Regions from separate parts of the Homo sapiens genome. Here region 1 is linked to region 2. The links are chromatin loops, found by intact Hi-C in ENCODE. Cell type or tissue: HCT116. All regions are shown on one strand. Each heading gives the region's core, and the rest is flanking DNA. Links, peaks and the distances in the headings are about the cores only.

Evidence for each region. Peaks named below come from ENCODE experiments on the same cell type or tissue, not always from the same donor. Only the 100,000 strongest peaks of a DNase experiment are listed, where the experiment ranks them.
Region 1: it touches region 2 in a loop (2.5-fold over the local background); 1 of 110 quality-filtered maps calls a loop at or near these places.

What each region holds. Positions count from the first base shown.
Region 1 is chr17:61,566,637-61,572,019 of GRCh38, forward strand. No RefSeq gene overlaps it. Among named protein-coding and RNA genes, the nearest start is that of NACA2, 22 kb to the right of the region's middle. In HCT116, for the core only: no CTCF peak of the experiment used is centred there; DNase peaks (open chromatin) are centred at 885, 2,235, 2,813 and 3,795; H3K4me3 peaks cover 1,291 bases; H3K27ac peaks cover 4,654 bases.
Region 2 is chr17:62,106,577-62,111,959 of GRCh38, forward strand. No RefSeq gene overlaps it. Among named protein-coding and RNA genes, the nearest start is that of MED13, 44 kb to the left of the region's middle. RefSeq lists an enhancer at 28-590. In HCT116, for the core only: a CTCF peak has its summit at 3,086 (motif pointing left); a DNase peak (open chromatin) is centred at 3,085.

The DNA of each region.
Region 1 (5,383 bases), core at 229-5,228, 540 kb before region 2:
ATTGAACAATGAGAACACATGGACACAGGAAGGGGAACATCACACACCGGGGACTGTTGTGGGGTGGGAGGAGGCGGGAGGGATAGCATTAGGAGATATGCCTAATGTTAAATGACGAGTTAATGGGTGCAGCACACCAACATGGCACATGTATACATATGTAACAAACCTGCACGTTGTGCACATGTACCCTAAAACTTAAAGTATAATAATAATAAAATTAAAAAAAATTTAAACAGTTATATGTTAAATAAATTACAAATAAAAGTGAAATTGGGAACATTTACAAAAAAAAGAAAAAGTATAATTTTGACTATAATAAAGCTTAATCTTAGTGTATGATATAGCTAACAGATGTTAGTAAATTTATCTAAACAGGAGAAATTCTAAAAGCAAAACAATTATTCTCACAGTGGCAAATAATTACTTTCCAAATTACTTTTATGGAATTTTTTTAAAAAACAAAAACTAATAAAGATGTCAAGAAATTTCCAGAAACTGAAGCTATACCTTTAAGAAAAGTTGCTGCAACATATCTGGGAAAGAAAACCTTTTCAGAGACATGATCAAAGGATTACCGTGTTCAGTATAAAAAGCAACAGGCACACCTGCTGAAATACTAGTTTTCTATTAATGTTTACAAGGTATTAGACTCTTTAGTATTTTTCTTACAGCTCTTCTATAGGATGAGAAGTCGACAAAAAGTTATCTCTTTGTGCCTTTTGAAAATTCTACATCTGTCTAGAGGCTGAAACTTCTTTTGCGTCTTTCTTTTGTTCTGTTGTACACACTGGTGAATTTTTATTTAAGTGACTCACTATTGATGTGACTTGTGAAAAGTTCAGCATAGTTGGCAATTAAATGAAGGCATTTTAGAAAACATTACAACTTTTGTGTTAATGGGTGTAACCCAAAAGATGGGTCTAGTGAATATTCTCTTTTATGTATTATGACTCCACCACATTAAAACCAGAGGATAAATAAACACTAAAAACACTTTTAAGTACAAGGTATTATCAAGCAAAAATCATTGATCTTGTACCTAACATGCTAACAATGATCAAACAATATCACTTATGAGTAAGAGTACAGAATGAGCAATACTGCATTCTACATAAATTGTAAATCGCTTGAGCTCATTCAAAAAATATTTTCAATTTGCCTTGAACTTCTTTTCACTGGAAACAATTACCACTAGGAACTATTTTGTCTATGCAAACTAAAAATGAAAATGAAGTGAAAACAAGCTGAAAAGTTCCTTAACAAACATCTGTTTTTCTATAGATCTGATAGGTTGGATATTTTGAAACATTTTAAAGCTAAAGGGAATTTCAAACACCCTAGATTAACATTGAAATTGACTTCTCTACCTGGTTTTTAAAAGTGTTGATCTCTGAGACAAGAAGCCACATGCTAATTAAACCAGGTTTCATTTCAATTAGAAGTTCAAAGAAGAAACACATTTTGGAAGGTATTACAAAGTTACGGTTACTAATCTACCTGAGAACTATCTTTAAGAGGTAACTTTGTTTTCTTTTAAGTGTTTCATGTGCATTTTTGTTACTCAAAAGCAAACCTATACCTGAGATGTCTTTAAAAAAAAAAAAAAAAGACAGGGTCTGGCTCTGTTGTCCAGGCTGGAGTGCAGGGCGCCATCACCGCTCACTGCAGCCTTAAACTCCTGGGCTCAAGCCATCCTCCCGCCCCAGCCTCCCAAGTAGCTGGGACTACAAGCACATGCCACCATACCCCGTTAATTTTTTTTTTTTTTTTGGTAGAGATGGGGGTCTCACTATGTTGCCCAGGCTGGTCTCAAACTCCTAGGCTCAACCAATCTTCCTGTTTGGGACTCCCAAAGAGCTAGGAAGACAGGGCTGAGCCACTGTGCCAGGCCTTTAGATGTCTTGATCTGTTGGTGGGAAGCGTTCCTCACCAACCTCCACCTATCTCCGTTTTTTTTACTTCCAGACTCAATACCCACGACAAAAAAATGCCAAAAAGAGATATTACAAATGTGCAAGTCATTACTACAACCACTGAAAATAGAATGTTTCTACAGGTTCAGCTTTAGCTCATGTATCTCCTCTGTGTTTACCTAACCAACCACACCTATGTGGACATAGTGATTCACAGGGAAAAATAATAACCTGTATTTAAGCATAAAGATCAACAACAGAAATACCACCCAGGGAAATACTGTTATGAGTGAGGTCATGAGGTGCATTTAGCCTGAAAGATGCATAAACGAATTGCTAACCTAATGGCTCAGGTGCCAGAGAATACTAATTGGAGCCAGACCTCAAGTCAATCTTTGAGGCCTTGTAATTGACAACGTCGAGCACTAAAAGTAGGAACGTAGGAAAGGAGAGGATCAGGGACATGCGTCACGCTCGAGGCCAGAACAAATGTCCAGTCTGCATCAAAAGAGAGGTTGCCTTTGTGAAGTCCACAGGTTATGAAAAGTAGCTATACTTGGGGGGTGAATGGGGGTACCTGAAGCATATATAAAACTGTCAAACACCTACGCTTCCCCTTGATAAAATTAGTTTCTTAAGCAAATATTGTTGAAGGCTAAGGACTGGTCTGAGAATACAACTGTTGTAAGTTCTGACCTAATGATACTAAATATCTACAGATTTAGTGTGTACATACTAAATATGTTTATGATCCTGCCAATACTTTTTAATGCTTTGTGTCTTATAGCTTAAATTCTATAATCCCGGTTGTAACAGAAAAACATGCAGAAGGCATTATGACTATGTCACATATGACCTTGATTATTAGAATTTTCAACTGCTCAAATAATTAAACAGGGCTGTACTGGAGATGGCAGGACAATCAAGGGAGGGAGATCAAGTTATGAGACATTTGTGAAAGTCTTTTGATGGCTTACAATTACATAACAATTTTACAATATATTTAAAATATTGAAGAAAGAAAGCAAAATACAGTGAGATAGGTATGATGTCTTTTATAGAATTTGTTTGTTTGTTTGTTTGAGACAGGGTCTTGCTCTGTCACCCAGTCTGGAATGCAGTGGTGCAATCACGGCCCACTGCATCCTCGACTTCCTGGGCTCCAGTGATCCTCCTACCTCAGCCTCCTGAGTAGCCAGGATCACAGGAACGAGCCACCACACCCGGCTAATTTTTGTATTTTTTGTGAAGACGGAATTTCACTATGTTGCCCAGGCTGGTCTCAAACTCCTAACCTCAGGTGATCAGCCTGCCTTGGTCTCCCAAAGTGCTGGAATTACAGGCATGAGCCACTGCACTCAGCCAAAAATTTTAAAATTATGTAAAGCAATATTACATATTGTTTATAAATTCAAATATGTTATAAATATATAAAAATAAACGGGACAGATTCATACACACCAAATTTGCTGAAGCCAGTATACCAAAATGTTAACATCTGTAAAATCCACTCATTGGTTGATTGACATTTGAATTGTTTCCATCTTTTGGCTGTTATGAATAATGCTGCTATGAAGTTTTGTGTACAATTTTTTGTTTGATTACATATTTTCAATTCTCTTGGGTAGGTACTTAGGAGCGGAATTGCTGGATCACATGGAAATTCTAGAACTTTCTGAGGAACTGCCAAACTGCTTTCCCCAGCAGCTGCACCATTTTATATTCCCAGAAGCAATACACAAGGGTTCCAACTTCTCCACACCCTCACTAGCCCTTGTATTTTCTGTTTTTTAAAAATTATACCCATCCCAGTGGGTGTGAAGTGGTACCTCCTTGTGGTTTTGCTTTGCATTTCCATAGTAACAAGTGATGCTGAGTATTTTTCATGTGCTTATTGGCTACTGCCTATTCAAGTCCTTTGCCTATTTTTTAATTGGGTTTGTTGTTGTTGTTGCTGCAAGGTAAGATTTTTTAAAATATATATTCTGAATACTAGATCCTTATCAGATAAATGATTTGCGAATATTTCCTTTCATTCTTTAGGTTGCCTTTTCACTTTTTTTCTTTTTTTTCTTTCTTTTTTTCTCTCTCTCTTTTTTTCTTTTTTTTTTTTTTTTGTTGTTGTTGCTTTGTGTGTGAGAGACAAGGTCTTGCTCTGTTGCTCAGGCTGGAATGCAGTGGTGTGATCATGGCTCACTGCAGCCTCAACCTACCTGGCTCAAGTGATCCTCCCGCCTCAGCCTCCCAAGTAGCTAGAACTGCAGGCACGTGTTACCATGACACCCAGCTAATTTATTTCTTGTTTTTTGTAGAAATGGGGGCTCCCTATGTTGCCCAGGCTATGGCCTCCCAAAGTGTTGGGATTACAAGCATATGCCACCGTGCCCAGCCTTTTCACTTTCTTAATACTGTCCTTTGATGTACAAAGTTTTTTAACTTCGATAAAGTCCAATTTATCTATTTTTTGTTTGTTTGTTGCTTGTGCTTTTGGTATCATATCTAAGAATCCATTGCTAAATCCAAGGTAATAAAGATTGACACCTAAGTTTTCTTCTAAGAGTTTTATAGTTTTAGATCCTACAATTAGGTCTTTGATCGATTTTGAGTTTGTTTCAATATATGGTGTGAGGTAGGGACCCAACTTCTCCGGCATATGGATATCCAGTTGTCGCAGCACCATTTATTGCAAAGATTATTCTTTCCCCATTGGAATGGTCTTGGCACCTTTTTCAAAAGTCCATTGACTATAGACACATGGGCTTATTTCTGTACTGTCAATTTTATTACATTGAGCTATAATCCTCATGCCACCATGAATAAGGATGTACACACTCTGTACAACAAATTGTAAATGCTTTCATAGTGATACTGGGTCATTACTGTTAGTATCAATTGTATTGTGCAGTAACAATGCCACCTCAAGGTCTACCAAAATAAATGGGTTATTTAACTTCAAAGCAAATAATCCCAAACTGGTATTTTTGATTATTTATGTTTTATGTGGCTATCCTTCTCTTGCTAAGAGTTGTATGTTGCCCTACAATCAGCATGCCTGTCATACTTGCAATCTCATTTTTCCCTTCCTAATTCATTATCTTTAATACCTCTGTGAATTCAGATAAGTGGGTTTTATTCATTCAATAAGCACTTTGAGTGTCTACTATTTTGGCTTATGAGGAATTGCAAGTGACTTTCATACGGGATGGTGAGTATGACAGCACTCTCAATTCAACAGGTGTACACATACACAGCTCATTGTAAAACAAAATGATAAATATGCTAATAAAGGTGGGAATCATGTCATGGGAGTATAAAGAAGAGAACATTCATTTAATGCAAAGAGATAGGAGAAGGTTTCATAGAGGATGTGACATTTAAACTAGGCCTTGAAAGATTAATTGAATTTTGTCAGATCCTGTCAGATTAAGAAGGATAGGAAGTACATTTTAGGGAAACAGAACATACCA
Region 2 (5,383 bases), core at 187-5,186:
ACACTTAAGTGTTTGGATTTTACTATCTCATAAACTTGGCAGTGAAATGGCCAGGTGACTTCTCTATTTCAAAACACTAGGGAGTAGAGGAAACATTTCTATTCTTGGAAATCCTCCTGTAGCTACAATAAATAAAAGCAAAATCCAAATGTCTGCGGTTCATAGTGCCTAGTACAGGCACCTAGCATAGAGCTAGAGTCACCCAGGAGTAAGTCGGGACACACCATGAGTCCTCTTTACCCAGACCAGTGGCTGTTTTTCCACAAGCAGGGAGCCCTGTCACAAGTACTTTGCCTTTCCATAAGAATACTGTAATTCTCACCTCATATATCTCAGAAGGAAACCCTGCTGATTTAGAGCATTAAATATAAGAAGATAACATCTTAAAATACTAGAAGAAAATATGATATTCATCTTGCTCTTAAAGAAAAACATTGTAATCATTAAGTCAATAGAAAAAAATGCCAAAATAAATAAATTCAGTTACATAAAAGAAATATATTAGCTACAGCAAGTTATCATAATAAAAATAAATGCTGGCCGGGTGTGGTGGCTCATGCCTGTAATCCCAGCACTTTGGGAGGCCAAGGCATACAGATCACTTGAGATCAGGAGTCCAAGACCAGCCTGGCCAACATGGTGAAACTCTGTCTCTACTAAAAATGCAAAAATTAGCCAGGCATGGTGGTGCACACCTATAATCCCAGCTACTAGGGAGGCTGAGGCGGGAGAATTGCTTGAACCCAGGCAGTGGAGGTTTCAGTGAGCCAAGATCACACCACTGTACTCCAACTTGGGCAACAGAGCAAAATTCCATCTGAAAAAAAAAATGCTCAGACTCTTTGAACTACTAATTTTAAGAATCTAATCAGAGGCCAGTCACAGTGGCTCACACCTGTAATCCCAGCACTTTGGGAGACCGAGGCAGGTGGATCACCTAAGGTCGGGAGTTCCAGACCAGCCTGACCAACATGGAGAAACCCTGTCTCTACTAAAACTACAATATTAGCCAGGCATGGCGACACATGCCTGTAATCCCAGCTACTTGGGAGGCTGAGGCAGGAGAATCACTTGAACCTGGGAGGCAGAGGTTGCGGTGAGCTGGGATTGTGCCATTGCACTCCAGCCTGGGCAACAAGAGCGAAACTTCCTCTCAAAACAACAACAACAACAACAAAAAACTAATCAGAAATGTGAATGTAGTTTTGTGCACAAAAGTATTTATCATAATGTAATTTAGAATTGGAAACAACTGAATATTCAACAATGGTGAAAGTGTTATAGTAATTTATGATATATATAGATGAAATTCATGGCTCCCATATGCAGTCATTAAAAATAATTTTGTTACATAAAGATACTTATGAGACAATGGTAGGTGTAAAAGGCAAAATAGGGCCAGGTGCAGTGTGGCTCACGCCTGTAATCCCAGCACTTTGGGAGACCGAGGCGGGTGGATCACCTGAAGTCAGGAGTTCGAGACCAGTCTGACCAACATGGAGAAACCCTGTCTCTACTAAAAATACAAAATTAGCTGGGCATGGTGGCAGGTGCCTGTAATCCCAACTACTCGGGAGTCTAAGGCAGGAGAATGGCTTGAACCATGGAGGCGGAGGTTGCAGTGAGCCAAGATTGTGCCACTGCACTCCAGCCTGGGCAACAAGAGCAAAACTCTGTCTCAAAAAAAAAAAAAAAAAAAAAGGCAAAATAGCAAACTGAATAAATCATAAACTACATTTTTAAAATAAAATTAAAAGAACAATTAAAGGCTGAAACAGTGGCTCATGCCTGTAATCCCAGCACTTTGGGAGGCCGAGGTGGGAAGATCCCTTGAGACCAGCCTGGGCAACATAGTAAGACCCCGTCTCTTAAAAAAAAAACACCAATTAAAATTGATGAGAGTAGAAATAATTTTTTTGTTTTATTCTTTATCCTTTTCTATATTTTCTATATTTTTGCAGCCCAATAAATGTTTTTAAAATCACCTCTGAACTTTTACTACTAGTGCTTTTTTTTCTACAACTTTATACCATAATGAGATTTCTGATGGTGCACAAAGACCTGCAGTTTATATAATAAGTGACAAATCATTTTTACTCATTAGATAATTGCATATTAAGTACCTTTGTGTTTTAATATCTATTATCTTAGAGGATAACTGAGTTAATCAGTAGAGTTTACTTTAGACTGAAATAATAATTGTACAGTTTAGTCTGAATGACTTCAACACTTTAAGCAGACCCCTCCCAGATGGCAGCCTGCAGGACAGATGGTCTGTCAAAGGTTCCTGGCCTCTGCTACCTTTGTCTTGGGTCATATCTCTGGGCTCCATCCTTTATCTCACTCTCTTGGCCATGTCTGACTTCCGTATAGGTTCTTCAACTCAAATCAGGTTCCTAATATCCCCAGCGCTCTTGTATTGATGTCTTAACACTTCCCTTCTTCTAGCAGGGCGTGGTGGCTCACGCCTGTAATCCTAGTACTTTGGGAGGCCGAGGCGGGCAGATCACCTGAGGTCGGGAGTTTGAGACCAGTCTGACCAACATGGAGAAACCCCCATATCTACTAAAAATACAAAATTAGCTGGGCATGGTGGCGCATGCCTGTAATCCGTTACTTGGGAGGCTGAGGCAGGAGAATCGCTTAAACCCAGGAGGCGGAGGTTGCAGTGAGCAGAGATCACACCATTGCACTCCAGCCTGGGCAACAAGAGTGAAACTCCGTCTCAAAACAAAAAACAAACAAACAAACAAAACAGTTCCCTGATTCTTCAGCTTGATCCCTTTGACATGATAGTTTGAGACTGCAACCTAGACCAAGACCATGTAGAGAATTTCCTGAGGCTCAGTGTTTGCTTAGAGTCTTGTCCCAGGTCTCCAGAGTTCCTGCCTGGCATGGCACCCCCAATAAGCTAGTAAGGCACCTGCTCCTTGATTGGTCCTCCTTGCTTACCCTAGCTCAGCTAGTTCTCCAAGAACAGTCTTCTAGGCCAGTTGAGAATGTGTCTGGGCCAGCTCCCCATCCTGAGGATCTGGCACCCTCCGGTGGCCATGGGTGGGTGCACCTAGCCTAGCAGTGAGTTTCAGTGCTAGAGCCTGCTAAAATGTCCCCAGGCGTATTAGCACCCTCCAGTGACAGTTTAATGGAGCTACTTCAGAGAGCTGCTATCAGATCCTGGCATGCCTTACTTCTGCAGGGTCCCTTGTAATTCAATTCACCTCCTGCAACTTGCTGATGTATCAAGATAGACTAAGATCTATGTTCTTAAAGGAGAAGGCTTTTGAGGTTTTGAATTTGGCAGGAAAGTCATAAGTACTAACCTGAATGCCAGATACTGAACTAAATGCTTTATAAACATTATCATAAATAATCTTCACAACAACCCTGGAAGGTAGGCACCTATTTTTCATCTCCACCCTCTAGAAAAGGAAATCAAGGCTCATGGGGTTGGGGGGCGGTTATATAGAAGTCAAGGTTAAGCTAAAAGGCCAACAGTTCCCTGTTAGTTGATGGCTTAGCTTGGGTTTAAAACCAGCTCAACCTGACTCAAGCTGACTCAGGTCCTATGCTTTAACAAGCCATACAGTCTCTTTAGGACATTGGGATGCTCTCAAAGATCATCATATATATATAGAAGTTAGTCTGTATGAAGAAGAAAGATTTTTTTTCCCCCGAGATGGAGTCTTGCCCAGTCGCCAGGCTGGAGTGCAGTGGCACAATCTCAGCTCTCTGCAGGCTCCGCCTCCCGAGTTCAAGCAATTCCCCTGCCTCAGCCTCCTGAGTAGCTGGGGCTACTGGAGTGTGCCACCATGCCTGGCTAATTTTTTGTATTTTAGTAGAGACAGGGTTTCACCATGGTTTTACCATGGTCTCGATTTCCTGACCTCGTGATCTGCCCACCTCAGCCTTCCAAAGTGTTGGGATTACAGGCATGAGCCATCACACCCGGCCTAATTTTTGTATTTTTAGTAAAGACGGGGTTTTACCATGTTAACCAGGCTGGTCTCCTGGTTAACCATGAGGTCTCCTGACCTCATGATCTGCCCACCTTGGCCTCCCAAAGTGCTGGGATTACAGGCGTGAGCCACTGACCTCAGCCAAGAATTTTTCAAAGCTGGGCATGGTGGCGTACACCTGTAGTCCCGAGGTACACGAGAGGCTGAGGCAGGAAGATCCCTTGAGCCCAGGACTTGAAGGCTGCAGTGAGCTATGATGAGTGCCACTGCACTCCAGCCTGGGTGATAGAATGAGACCTTATCTCTGAAAACAAAGCAAAACAACAACAAACTAAACTTATAAAAAAATATGTAGAGAGAAGCAGAGACAAGAGTTAGAGCTAGAGTCCTGACAGGGCTTGAGCTCTCGGTTCTAGTTGTTCCTGAGGCCCAAGAATACCATTGTCCTTTTCCAGACTTGGTTTTTTCATCAGATACTCCAGCCCTTCCAATAAATTCCCCTTTATAGACCAGTTTGATGTGGCTTTCTGCCACTTGTAATGTAAGAGCCCTACTAAAACAGGAAAGAAGTAGGGGACTTTGGAATACAGTCTACGTACTAACACCCACAGCAGCATTAGACAGGATACTGATGATCCACAGTCTGATCCACACTGTTATTTTGGTTGCAAGAAACAGACAGTCAATTTACTAGAGACAAGTTACTCATTACTCAAAGACAATTCAAAAGGATGGTTCATAGGAAAAACAAATGTGTACCACACCCTGAGTCAACTGAACCTCACAGCGTTGGAAAGGATTGGAACTACAGCAGTAGCACTAGGGAACAGCCACTGCCTCCTTTCTCTAGGGCTTTTTTTTTTTTAGATGGAATTTTATTTTGCTCTTGCTGCCCAGGCTGGAGTGTAATGGCACAATCTTGGCTCACTGCAACCACTGCCTCCCTGGTTCAAGCCATTCTCCCGCCTCAGCCTCCCAAGTAGCTGGGATTGTAGGCATGCACCACTATGCCCAGCTAATTTTTTTTATGTATTTAGTAGAGACAGAATTTTACCATGTTTGTCAGGCTGGTCTCAAACTCCTGACCTCAGGTGATCCACCCGCCTTGGCCTCCCAAAGTGCCAGGATTACAGACATAAGCCACCACACCCGGCCCTCTAGGGGCTTTTTAACCTCTCAGTGAATCAGCACCACCCTCTCTGGACCAGCCTTTTCAGCTTATTCCCGTTGCCCCTGGCTGAAAAAAAAAGAAAAAAAAAAGCCACTCTAGCTCCCGAAGCTCTGTGGCTTTTCAGTTTCAGCTCATAAAAAATCAAAGCTTTCCTTTGTGACACTTTATTGTGAGTTCCCAAGAGGGAAGATTTGACTTCTGCTTAACTTTTTAAACCAAAGCTCAAGAGGCATAGGTCACTGGATACAGCTTAAGG